Regions from separate parts of the Homo sapiens genome. Here all the other regions are linked to region 1. A link is a contact called in ENCODE Hi-C or POLR2A ChIA-PET data. All regions are on one chromosome and are shown on one strand. Each heading gives the region's core, a stretch centred on a gene start or an enhancer-like site at or near the end of the contact. The rest is flanking DNA. Distances are from core to core; before and after follow the strand shown.

The links. Hi-C counts contacts between places; a loop is a spot of excess contacts on that map. ChIA-PET counts read pairs that join two places held with the same protein, here RNA polymerase II (POLR2A). Pooled maps may share reads with other maps.
Region 2: a map of ascending aorta shows a loop between it and region 1 (3-fold over the local background). The contact joins two enhancer-like sites. A Hi-C loop is called at or near these places in 8 of 168 maps with a recorded cell type or tissue (CD8-positive, alpha-beta T cell, MCF 10A, ascending aorta and 3 more) and 18 of 50 pooled maps. POLR2A ChIA-PET finds 5 or more read pairs at or near these places in 1 of 52 experiments (PC-3).
Region 3: a loop to region 1 is called in a pooled map, with 9 times the contacts of the local background. The contact joins two enhancer-like sites. A Hi-C loop is called at or near these places in 5 of 168 maps with a recorded cell type or tissue (CD8-positive, alpha-beta T cell, endothelial cell of umbilical vein, gastrocnemius medialis and 1 more), 2 of 37 single-sample maps with no recorded cell type and 16 of 50 pooled maps. POLR2A ChIA-PET finds 5 or more read pairs at or near these places in 1 of 52 experiments (PC-3).

The regions. Positions count from the first base shown.
Region 1 is chr4:100,091,817-100,095,156 of GRCh38, reverse strand. No RefSeq gene overlaps it. Among named protein-coding and RNA genes, the nearest start is that of DDIT4L-AS1, 97 kb to the left of the region's middle. Within about 2 kb of position 1,541, at least 7 of the 41 ENCODE cell types and tissues checked have a DNase peak (open chromatin) inside an H3K27ac peak, as active enhancers do.
Region 2 is chr4:101,174,302-101,177,641 of GRCh38, reverse strand. All of the region lies in intron 2 of PPP3CA (protein phosphatase 3 catalytic subunit alpha), which reads left to right. Among named protein-coding and RNA genes, the nearest start is that of MIR8066, 65 kb to the left of the region's middle. Within about 2 kb of position 1,566, at least 4 of the 41 ENCODE cell types and tissues checked have a DNase peak (open chromatin) inside an H3K27ac peak, as active enhancers do.
Region 3 is chr4:101,154,026-101,157,365 of GRCh38, reverse strand. The region is part of intron 2 of PPP3CA (protein phosphatase 3 catalytic subunit alpha); the gene reads left to right. Among named protein-coding and RNA genes, the nearest start is that of MIR8066, 85 kb to the left of the region's middle. RefSeq lists an enhancer at 1,612-2,113. Within about 2 kb of position 1,850, at least 3 of the 41 ENCODE cell types and tissues checked have a DNase peak (open chromatin) inside an H3K27ac peak, as active enhancers do.

The DNA of each region.
Region 1 (3,340 bases), core at 292-2,791:
AGTCATTTCACCTTCATAAATCCTTGGAATTTCTACATGATAAAACTAGATTATGCAGAAGGTGTAATACATGAGGATGAGGCATATTTCCAGCAAATACGTAAGCACTGGGAGACTAATAATAGCCAAACACCTTACTCTACTAACAATTAGGAGGAATATAAGAAGAGGGTGCTTTGGTGTTTGAAGCGTCTAAGCCTTGGTTTCTTATTTTACACTTTCGTTTGGAGGGCAGATTGTTTTGAGTCAACATAAAGTGACTTCAGCTGAAGGGAGACTGGGATGTTCACAGTGGGCCTATAAACATTTTTAAAAACATCATTCAACGTTGATTCTGCCTTCACGGAGAGCCTACACTACACCAGGCACTGGGTTGGGCACTGTGACAGGGCTGATTCAAATAAACCCTTATGATATTTCCCTGTTGCTAAACTTCCAGAGTATTGACTGGCAATTTTTGGCCAACCTTCAAGCCTGATACATTCTTCTTTATTTGTCAATCTACCCTTTTGGTAATGTGGTAAAGAATCAAGTGTTTCTCTTCAGCAGCAATTCATCAGATAATTGCTCACTTTATTTAGTTGATGTGGACACAGCCAATCTATGTCATTCTGGTCAAAATAATACATTTGCCCTAACATTAGTGTTTTTTGTTTGTTTGTTTGTTTTTACTCTGAATTAAGCACATGAGGCCCTCAACAGAACCTGCATTAGACATAGCACCTGGTGGACAAAATATCCCTAATAAGCATTTGCTTGATTACATTCAGGCTTTAATTTTATTATCTAGAAAAGTGCTATTTCACCTTTATAGGTTTGGATTTGGTTATGTACTTTAAAAGCTTCAGGTAAAACAATGAGTAGATTCCTTTGTGAGAGCCCTCACAGTAAAACCAGAAGGCTGAAGGATACTGAGAGCATAGCCTGGATTGCGGATCCTAATTGACCAGTGCTGTGGTCTTACCTGGGTCATTTATCAGCTGTAAACAGTAGGCAAATTGTTTAATCTGAATGTCTCCTTCCTAATATTAGCATTTAGAACAATAATTCCAACTGGATGAGGTTATTTTTGAGATTTAATAATATAATAAATGTAAAGCCCATGGCATATATCAGACTTTTAATACATGTTTATTTCCTTTTTTCCCTCTCTCCTAGCAAAAATTTAACTTTGTCTTGAAGCTTGCCAAATAAGAAGGCCCCCAAAGTTGCTTGCTCTTGCAAGGATTACAGACTCTCATATTCACTCAAGTACTTAAGAAGTGTCAGGCACATTCCAAACTCCAAAGGAAATTAAATGCTGTTCCCCTGCCACCCACTCTGTCCCCCAGGGACCCCAAGCACATTAAAATAACATTAAGGCAATGATTTAAGCTGAAAATTGGGCTGCCAGGGAAAGCACCAGGCCCCAGTTCTCAGAAGCTTAGCTATACCTATGGGCACAACAGGGTGGCTCCCCTGGCTGGCTGACGTCAGAGCTTAAAGTTGTTTTTACCCCTGGCATTTGTGGGAAGGAAAGGGAGGGGTGAGGAGCGCGGGTGCCTCTTGTTCATTAAAAAAGCCTTCTGGGGACCCCTAGTGGCCACCAGCTATCATAGGTTTCTCTGCCAAAAGAAATCATGAGGCCTCAGGAAAACTACCTGGGGCTTCAATTGTATTTGTCTTCGTTCTCTCCTCAGTGATCCAAGTTTTTTCTCGGAAGTTAGTGGTTAAAAGGTAACCACTTTGTAACAGGCCTGTACAGCTCTCAAGTTTAGAAATTGGAGTTACGGGTGGCATAGACATCAAAATGATGGCATCAAATTGAAGGAGAGCTCTGAAATCCTCTTTTAATCCTCACCAGGAAAGCAGAAGGCAGAGCAAGCAGGCTGAAGACTGACAGAGAAGCATTTGCATGTCCTCCATGAGCCCTGATTTTCATGGGAACAGCTGTCTCAGTGACTGCATACAAGGTCCCACTTCTTAGATCTGTTCCCGGAGACGCAAGAGAAGAAGTAGAATAATAAGTCAAGGCTGTCCTGCTCATAAACAAATGTCAGACTCTTGTAGCTGGTGTGTTTCTGCTTCCTGAGTCTTTATTTCCCAAACCCCAGTGAACATAAGCAATAAAGCTATATCATGCTGGGGAATAAATAATAAATGATTCAGCCTCGACTCCAGGCATGTGTGGAGAATAGATATGGACCCAGCAAGGATTTATATACACAAAGCACCACGACACTCCTGGTGAGAAACTTTTCCTTTCGGGGAGAAACTGAGAAAACACAAGTTTGTTTCAAAGTGGAACAGGGGGTGATTTTGGAAACAACATAGTGTTAGTCATTCAGATTAATCTTCAATTCAGCCCTCCAAGCCTCAGTTCTTTCCTCGCAATGATGAGGCCCAAAGCTAACTCCTCTTTCGGCAATTAAAGAAGAGAGTGCAACACCACACTTAACATCCACTAACAGATGAGGTACCAGAAGCTTCAGCGTAGCCTAGAGACAGCACACTAGGCATAGCTATTAAGGACCCACCTTCAGAAATTTGCAATCTTGTGTTGTTAAATTAAATAAGCAGGAGACCATTGGCCTGGGACTGTCTCATATTTTGAGGTCCTACATAACAAACCACAACCTAATCTAGTACATAAACAAGCCAAAACCTAACTTAGGAGTATATTTTCTTCTTGCGAGTAGCCAAGTTTCAACCAATCACAAACAGCTGACCATCAAGCCAATCACAGGGAGCCAACTGATCAGATCATGCTCAAATAAGGCAGATGCCTCAACACGCCGTGGCCCAAAAAGGCAAATGCCTAGCCGAAGCCAATCAGATGATTTTTTTTCTATTTTTCTTCTGTGTTCATCCTATAAAAGCTTACTGCTTACACTGCTGGGTGGAGCTCTTAAAACCTCTTCCGGTTCTGAGTATTGCTCAATTCACGAGTTGTTCTTTGATCAAATAAAGTCTGTTAAACGAATTTGTCTAAAATTCTTCTATAACAATATCTCTGGCTTTCTTGCTGACTGTCCTGCCTTAGTGGTCACTGGAGGTAGAGCTATCACTTGCGGCATTAGCTGCGACAGGAAACATCACCCCAGGCAGCCAGAACAGAAAAGGAAAATGGCAGACAGCACAGGTTTTCAAGGACTAGCTTGTCATTCATGAGTCCTTTGAGCATGCTTTTTGTAGTGGATTCAATGGTTACACCCCAGAAAGATATGTCTATGTCCAATCCCCTGGAACCCATGAACATGATCTTATTTGGAAAAAGGGATTTTGCTGATGTCATTAAATTAAAGGTCTCGAGATGAGATCATTCTGGATTATCCAGGTAAGCCCTAAACTCAATGACAAG
Region 2 (3,340 bases), core at 317-2,816, 1.1 Mb before region 1:
ACCTGAATTCCACTTTTCATTTGACTCATATGAGTTGTTTGACATTTGTTTTGGTTCCAAGTAAAAGTATAGTTGTTTTGTTTAGGATCTTCTTGACATTACTGAACTACAATAATCCCTTTTTTTCCCAAGCTTAACAGGAAAAGGAGGGTGAAAATAATAGTATTAGTGAAAACTATTGTCTAAAAGTGATGAGAGTACAGGACTACTATGAATCAGGAATCCCGAGAGATTGTGCCAGTTCTGACAATGTCTTCCTGTAATTCATGAAGAGGTTATTCTAGGTGATCTCAAAGCCCTTGTTGGTTTTCATTCTATGAATGCATTTCTTACTCCAACTATATGTTACATGACTTCAAAGGGAATATCTTGATTAGTCTAATCAGGGTTTCCTCCTGCTACCCTTTAAAAACACCTCTGTGTCAAAGTAAGAGATAACCTCAACTTTTGTTATTGTGTGATTTAACTTCCCACCATATGATGAATTCCTGAACATTTTAAAACCACTAGTTTTATTTTTGTGAGTACTTCAATATCCAGAATGATTTCTGTCGTTAACGTAATGAAACTTCCACTCCTACATGTGTTTCTTTTGTCTTTAAAATATAGCAGGCCTGTTTCACAAAAACATTTTCTTATTTAAATATGCATGCTTTTATATTCTTCTCATATGAATAATATGTGAATTGACTACTTTTTAATTTGAATAATGTTGTGGCTATAGAAAAAAGCATGGTGAAAAGGGAATGGATTTAGGAATTTTAAGTAAAATATCCTAGTATATCGTATATCTATTGATATTTTATTGGTCACATTTTATTGGTGTTTGTCACATTTCACTGTGGTTTTTTGGGGGGGCTTCACAGTAGTTGTATTTTAGTCACAGTAATTAAAATTTAATAAACAGTTCTCTGTGATTTTCTCTATCTTGATTGTTCTCAAGGGTTAGTCATTTGCCCCATATGTCTGATAATTGGTCATACAAATCTCTGTTGCTAAATTCTTGACTTTGAAGAATGTTTGATTTTCTTCTGTGCTATTTTCTGCTCTAAATAGTCATATAATTTTACTTTTGGAAGAGAATTAGAGACTACTCCAGCTACTGGCCTTACAGATTAGGAGGCTTGGAGCAGTCAGGCACTGCCACTCACAGCTGGAAAGTGCTGAACTAGGCCCAGAACTCTGGTCTTCTAGATGCTCTTGTGGATTCTCTGCACCAGGTCCCCCGACCCTTCTTTGTTTGTCATCTATTTCCTTCCGAATAACAATGGAGAAGGTGATGACTTTACTTCTGCAGCACGTTATTGTTGCTTTTGCAATTTAATTTCTGTTGGCTGTATTAAAATTTAATGTTTGTATACACTAATACATTTAACAGTTATTCTTCAGCAATAGACATGAGTTTTTCTACTCACAAAAACCCTGTAGATCACATAATAACTGACCTTTTCCTACTGACCTTTAAATAAAGCAATCCCTTAATGTACTGCTCATTTTGTCCTTGACCCAGAGCTCACTTCTGCTTTCTTACATCATGTTTGGCAGCGGGACAGAGGTAATAACCTGAGAGGCGTGATGTTTGTGCCTTCCATGACTACCCCTGTTTAACTGCTGGGAAAGTTTCCCTCATCTTCTCCCGTAATTATTTTTAAATGTCTTCAGACTTGAGGGAGTAAGGTTTTGTGGAGACCATATAATGCTGATGGGAGTGTACTAGAGATATCCATTCTGTATTTCCTGTGGAAAATGGAATAAAATAGAATGTTTTCAGTTTCTTAAACTTAACTCCTCTGTGTGGTAGAATCAAAATCATTGTATTTATGCCTAAAGAGCAAACTACTCCACTCCTATACTGAGGTTTCTTACTGGCAATTCCTCTCCATTTGAAAATAGAAGATGTTTCATACACCAAAGAGCACTACTTTCTACCTGCTTCTTTCTCATCAACAATATAGGACAGACTCAGGCATACACATCTTTTAATATGGTATACAGCTGCAGAATTACAAAGAATTAATATGCATGTATCGTAGATAGCTTTAAGTCCCTTTGGACTCCTTAGATGCTCCTTTTTTCACCAACATTCTAATAGAGTTATAATACAGCATTGCAGCTGGAAGAAACATTAAGGCTAAAACCAAATCAGGTAGTATGTTGAAAGGAATGGTGGACCTGCCACTGACCAGCTGGAATAATCTTGGAGCAAATCACTTCAACTCCCTATGCCTCCATTTGCTCATTGATAAAATGCATCAGCTAACAAGGTACAAGAATTACCTGGTGATCCCTTTTCTCTGATTTCATTCAATTATAGTTGGCTATTACTCTTTCCCAGAAGTCTACCACAGGTCAGCCCCTAAGTTCTAATTCAAGCTGTCAACTTTAGTCTTCCCTTTAATTTCTCAGAAGTAAAACGTTTTTTCTTTTACAGGCCCCTTCCAGTTTCTATAGCTTCAGAAACAAAGATGATGTCATTCCAGCTTCTTCTTCCAAAAATTCTTTGTTTCTTTTCTTTAGTCTTTGTTTTAGGATTTGTTTTCAAGGCATTTACACCTTTTCTTTCTAGCATTATAGATTATCTTAGATCTTTGTTATGTCTCCAAATATTTTTCGGGACTTTAAGTCTTACCTTAGTCCTCTGACTTCCCCCTGAACATGGATTTCACAAAGTACACCCCTTTATAGCCATAGTGCCTGGATTCAACCCAGCTCTGTCACCTCCCAGCTCTGTGACTGTTCAAGTTACGTATACTGTGTTTCAGTGTCTACCTAGAGTTGTGGGGATTAAGTGAGTTAGTACCTGTCAAGCTCTTATAGCTGTCTGGCATATAGTAAGTGGTATTTGTGTGAGTGCCAGGCTTTACAATCTTACCGCAGGCTTTGTTCCCTTTCCCTATCTCACTATTCTTGGCCAACTGAGCATCTCACCTTCCCCAGACTTACACTTCATGTCCTTAGACTTTATATTCTTTTAGATTAAGAAGGATACCTCCATTGTCACCCACAGGCTCCCCTTAAATACTTTACAATATGTATAATTTTGTGTTTAGGTTTGCACACATATTCTTTATATTGTTGTCATCCTAAAAGTTATTCTCATAATACTTAAAGCTTTCATACATTGTTAGGAAGAAATGTTGTACTTAATTCAAGAAGATGTTTTAGAAAATATTTAAGCCAGATTATAAGAATACATAAATACAAAACGATGTATTATTTCTTTTAAAAATAAGTGTACCTAAAGTCATTGCACTTTAGTGAAGAATTCCCTAACCCCAATTAATTTTGTGATATCTTAATGAAAAAATTAACAAATGGTGTGGTTGTTTCACTTCCTTGA
Region 3 (3,340 bases), core at 601-3,100, 1.1 Mb before region 1:
TGGAAGGTGAAAGTATAAAATATCTTGATATTACCAAGGAATTAATGTGTGGAACTTTCACAATTAAATCACTACTGTCATTACTATCCAATAATTCATTGTTTATTTCTACACCTGCAGTTGCAGTTTACCTGGAGGTACTTTGCATACAGAAACATTTTTCATCACTTACTAAGTGAGAATAGGACCCTGGCCTAGGGGGAAAAACAACCACAGACAAACCATACTTCCCTGAGAAGCAGGAGCATAGTGCTGGCTAGTGAATTGCTTTCACAAACCGACCTCATAACTCTGTGCCTTAGAAAAATTAGAAATGGGAACATTTGGAGATCACTTGGGAAAACTTGAAATTATGAATGTTAATCTGTGATTGCTAAGGGAACGTGGTATTTCCTGCCTATTTTGTCTGTAGTTTGTCTCTTTCTCTTCTAATTCATTTTTAAAACTCTGCTAGATTAATTTTGCTAAAATAACGTTTTGCACTCCTCATTTCCTGTTTAAAAACATGTAGTGACTCACCATCAGTTTTAGAAATCGATTTAAAGGACTTCATGAAACTGGTTTCAGGCCACCCACAGTTTGGCCCATACCTATCTCCTGTTCTCCTTCATAAACCTTTCAAATCTAGCCAAATTGCTTTGTTCTTTGTCCCTGGAGTATGGCTTTCTCTTTCTTTCTTTCTTTCTTTTTTTTTTGAGACACAGTTTCGCTCTTGTTGCCCAGGCTGGAGTGCAATGGCACGATCACAACCTCCACCTCCTGGGTTCAAGCGATTCTCCTGCCTCAGTCTCCCGAGTAGCTGGGATTACAAGCATGTGTCACCACACCCAGCTAATTTTGTATTTTTAGTAGAGACGGGGTTTCTCCATGTTGGTCAGGCTGGTCTCGAACTCCCGACTTCAGGTGATCTGCCGGCCTCAGCCTCCCAAAGTGCTGGGATTACAGGCGGGAGCCACTTTGCCTGGCCTGGAATATGCCTTTTTCTATTGCTGTGCTTTATTCTGATTTTTGTTTTAGAATAGCTTTCAAATCTTATTCTGTTTCTTTAATCTCTCTTGTGTCTCTCTTTATGCCTTCTGGGCTTCACATGGGGACTGGTGTGGTTGTAAAGGCCCCCTGAGTTGAGATGTGGAAGCACCCTCTGTTACAGAGTGAGGGATTGACTCACTGAAAAGAACTATTCAAGTCATTCCTGAATTGCTTACCTTTGGTACTTCTTGATTTAGTAAAGTAGATTTCCTGTTTTCATATGAAAAGCATAATTGAATCATAGAGCAGGTACTAGGAATCAGACTGTCTGGGTGTGAAACCCCACTCTGACTTTTACTAGCTCTTGACCATAGGCATAGTTTCCGTATCTCTAAATGCATGTAAGGGTCCCTGTCTACCTTGTAGGGTGGTTGTGAGGATAAAAACAATACACAGCACATGATAAGAGCTCAATGAATATTAGCTGCTGCCTTTGTTATTCGTATTCATATTATTGTAGATATTTTCTGATGAATTTGATACTCGTTCACCATTTACTTCAACACATTTCGAGTTAAAAGATATTTCCTGCTTTGAGAATAAAATTATTTCAAGTTAAAATAAAAATTAATCTAATATACCCTTAAGTAGTAATGAGGCATGTAGTTAGTGCACTGAAGTAGTTATGTGCTTCCCAAAGTGGGAACTTAAAACAAAAAGGAATCTTTTAAGCTTAACAATTCCTTATGTTAGTCATATAATTATCCCTTTTCTCAGAAGCCTGGGGCCAAATGGATCTGTTCCTAGGAGAAAGGAACTGTCTCTCCTGGCTTAACAAAGATTCAGTTTAAAGGCTAGCTACCCTCTGAGTCATACTGCTTTCTGATCTTGGAGTGCTTGCCTCTGTCCCATGAGAAAGAAAGGTGGATGAACAGCACTTGCAGGAAGGAACTTTCATCTTTCTTGAAGCCAATCCAAGGCCTCAGATGCAGAAAGAATGCCTACCTTACCTCTTCAGGGGAAAAGGGGTTTGATAAAGGTGCTCTACATAATGCGAATCTGTTTTCATTAATTCATGCATTCATCTACTCTTTTATTATGCATTCAATTCCTCAACCATTTATTGAGTATATACCTGGTGTCAAGCACTGTGCTAGCTACTGGACACGTCAAAAGGAAAGAATGAGATTTTGTCCTCTGCCTTGAGATTAAGGTAGTTTTTTTGTTTGTTTGTATGTTTTAACATACCAAGTCCAGTGAAATCTTAAAATATTTTTTATATGGCTGGGCGCGTTGGCTCACGCCCGTAATCCCAGCACTTTGGGAGGCCGAGGCGGGCAGATCATGAGGTCAAGAAATTGAGAACATCCTGGCCAACATGGTGAAACCCCGTCTCTACTAAAAATACAAAAATTAGCTGGGTGTGGTGGCAGGCACCTGTAGTCCCAGCTACTCTGAAGGCTGAGGTAGGAGAATCGCTTGAACCCAGGAGGTGGAGGTTGCAGTGAGCCGAGATTGCACCACTGCACTCCAGCTTGGGTGACAGAGTGAGACTCCATCACAAAAAAAAAAAAAAAAAAAAAAAAAATTCTGGGAGTGAATGTGTTCTGAAGCAGATTTACATTTGCTAAATTCCATGCCAGGCAGAACAAATGTAATTCAGTGCATATTTGAAATTCATAAAATGGAAGTACTTGAGTAGTTGGAGAACCTGTTATTGAGGTGAAGAAACTCAATCATAATTAGAGTCATAATGATTACACTGGGTAGAGTCTAAGCAGCAATTTCTAAAATCCAGTGACTCTCTATTATCTCTGTGACAAAATGTTGGAATTTAAATATTACTTCTGGAAGGCCAGGTAATTTTTAGATGTGTTGGAACACTTTTATTGCCCCATAGCATAGCTTTAGATTTTTTTCTTTATCCCACCCTTTCCACCAATCTGGGAAAAGAACCATTTCCAAATTCTTGTACAGAGTAAATCACGTGCTCTTTAATTGTTGGAACTAATTTTAAATTTTGATACTGTTTATAAATTTACTAGTCAGAATTCTGTTACTTGATATGTTACTTTGGGTTTGAAAATGTTTCTCTTTTTTATTCACTGGTAGAATACCTGACTTTTGGGAGAACAGCAAATATTTCATGGTGGTAAACTTGTTTTAATTAGCTAACAGGACCATTCACAGTTTTTGAAGCATTCTGGCCAAGAAGTAATTTAGAGTGGAGGATAGAACTATTTTCTTCTTGAAAACAAGAAGGCAGGCAAGCAGTGTTCATAAGGATGACATATACAAGCAAATGTGGTACTTCATAAAAAACTGAGTTGGTTCTATTGTTAAGTAGCATATTTACTCCTTTTGACTTGGA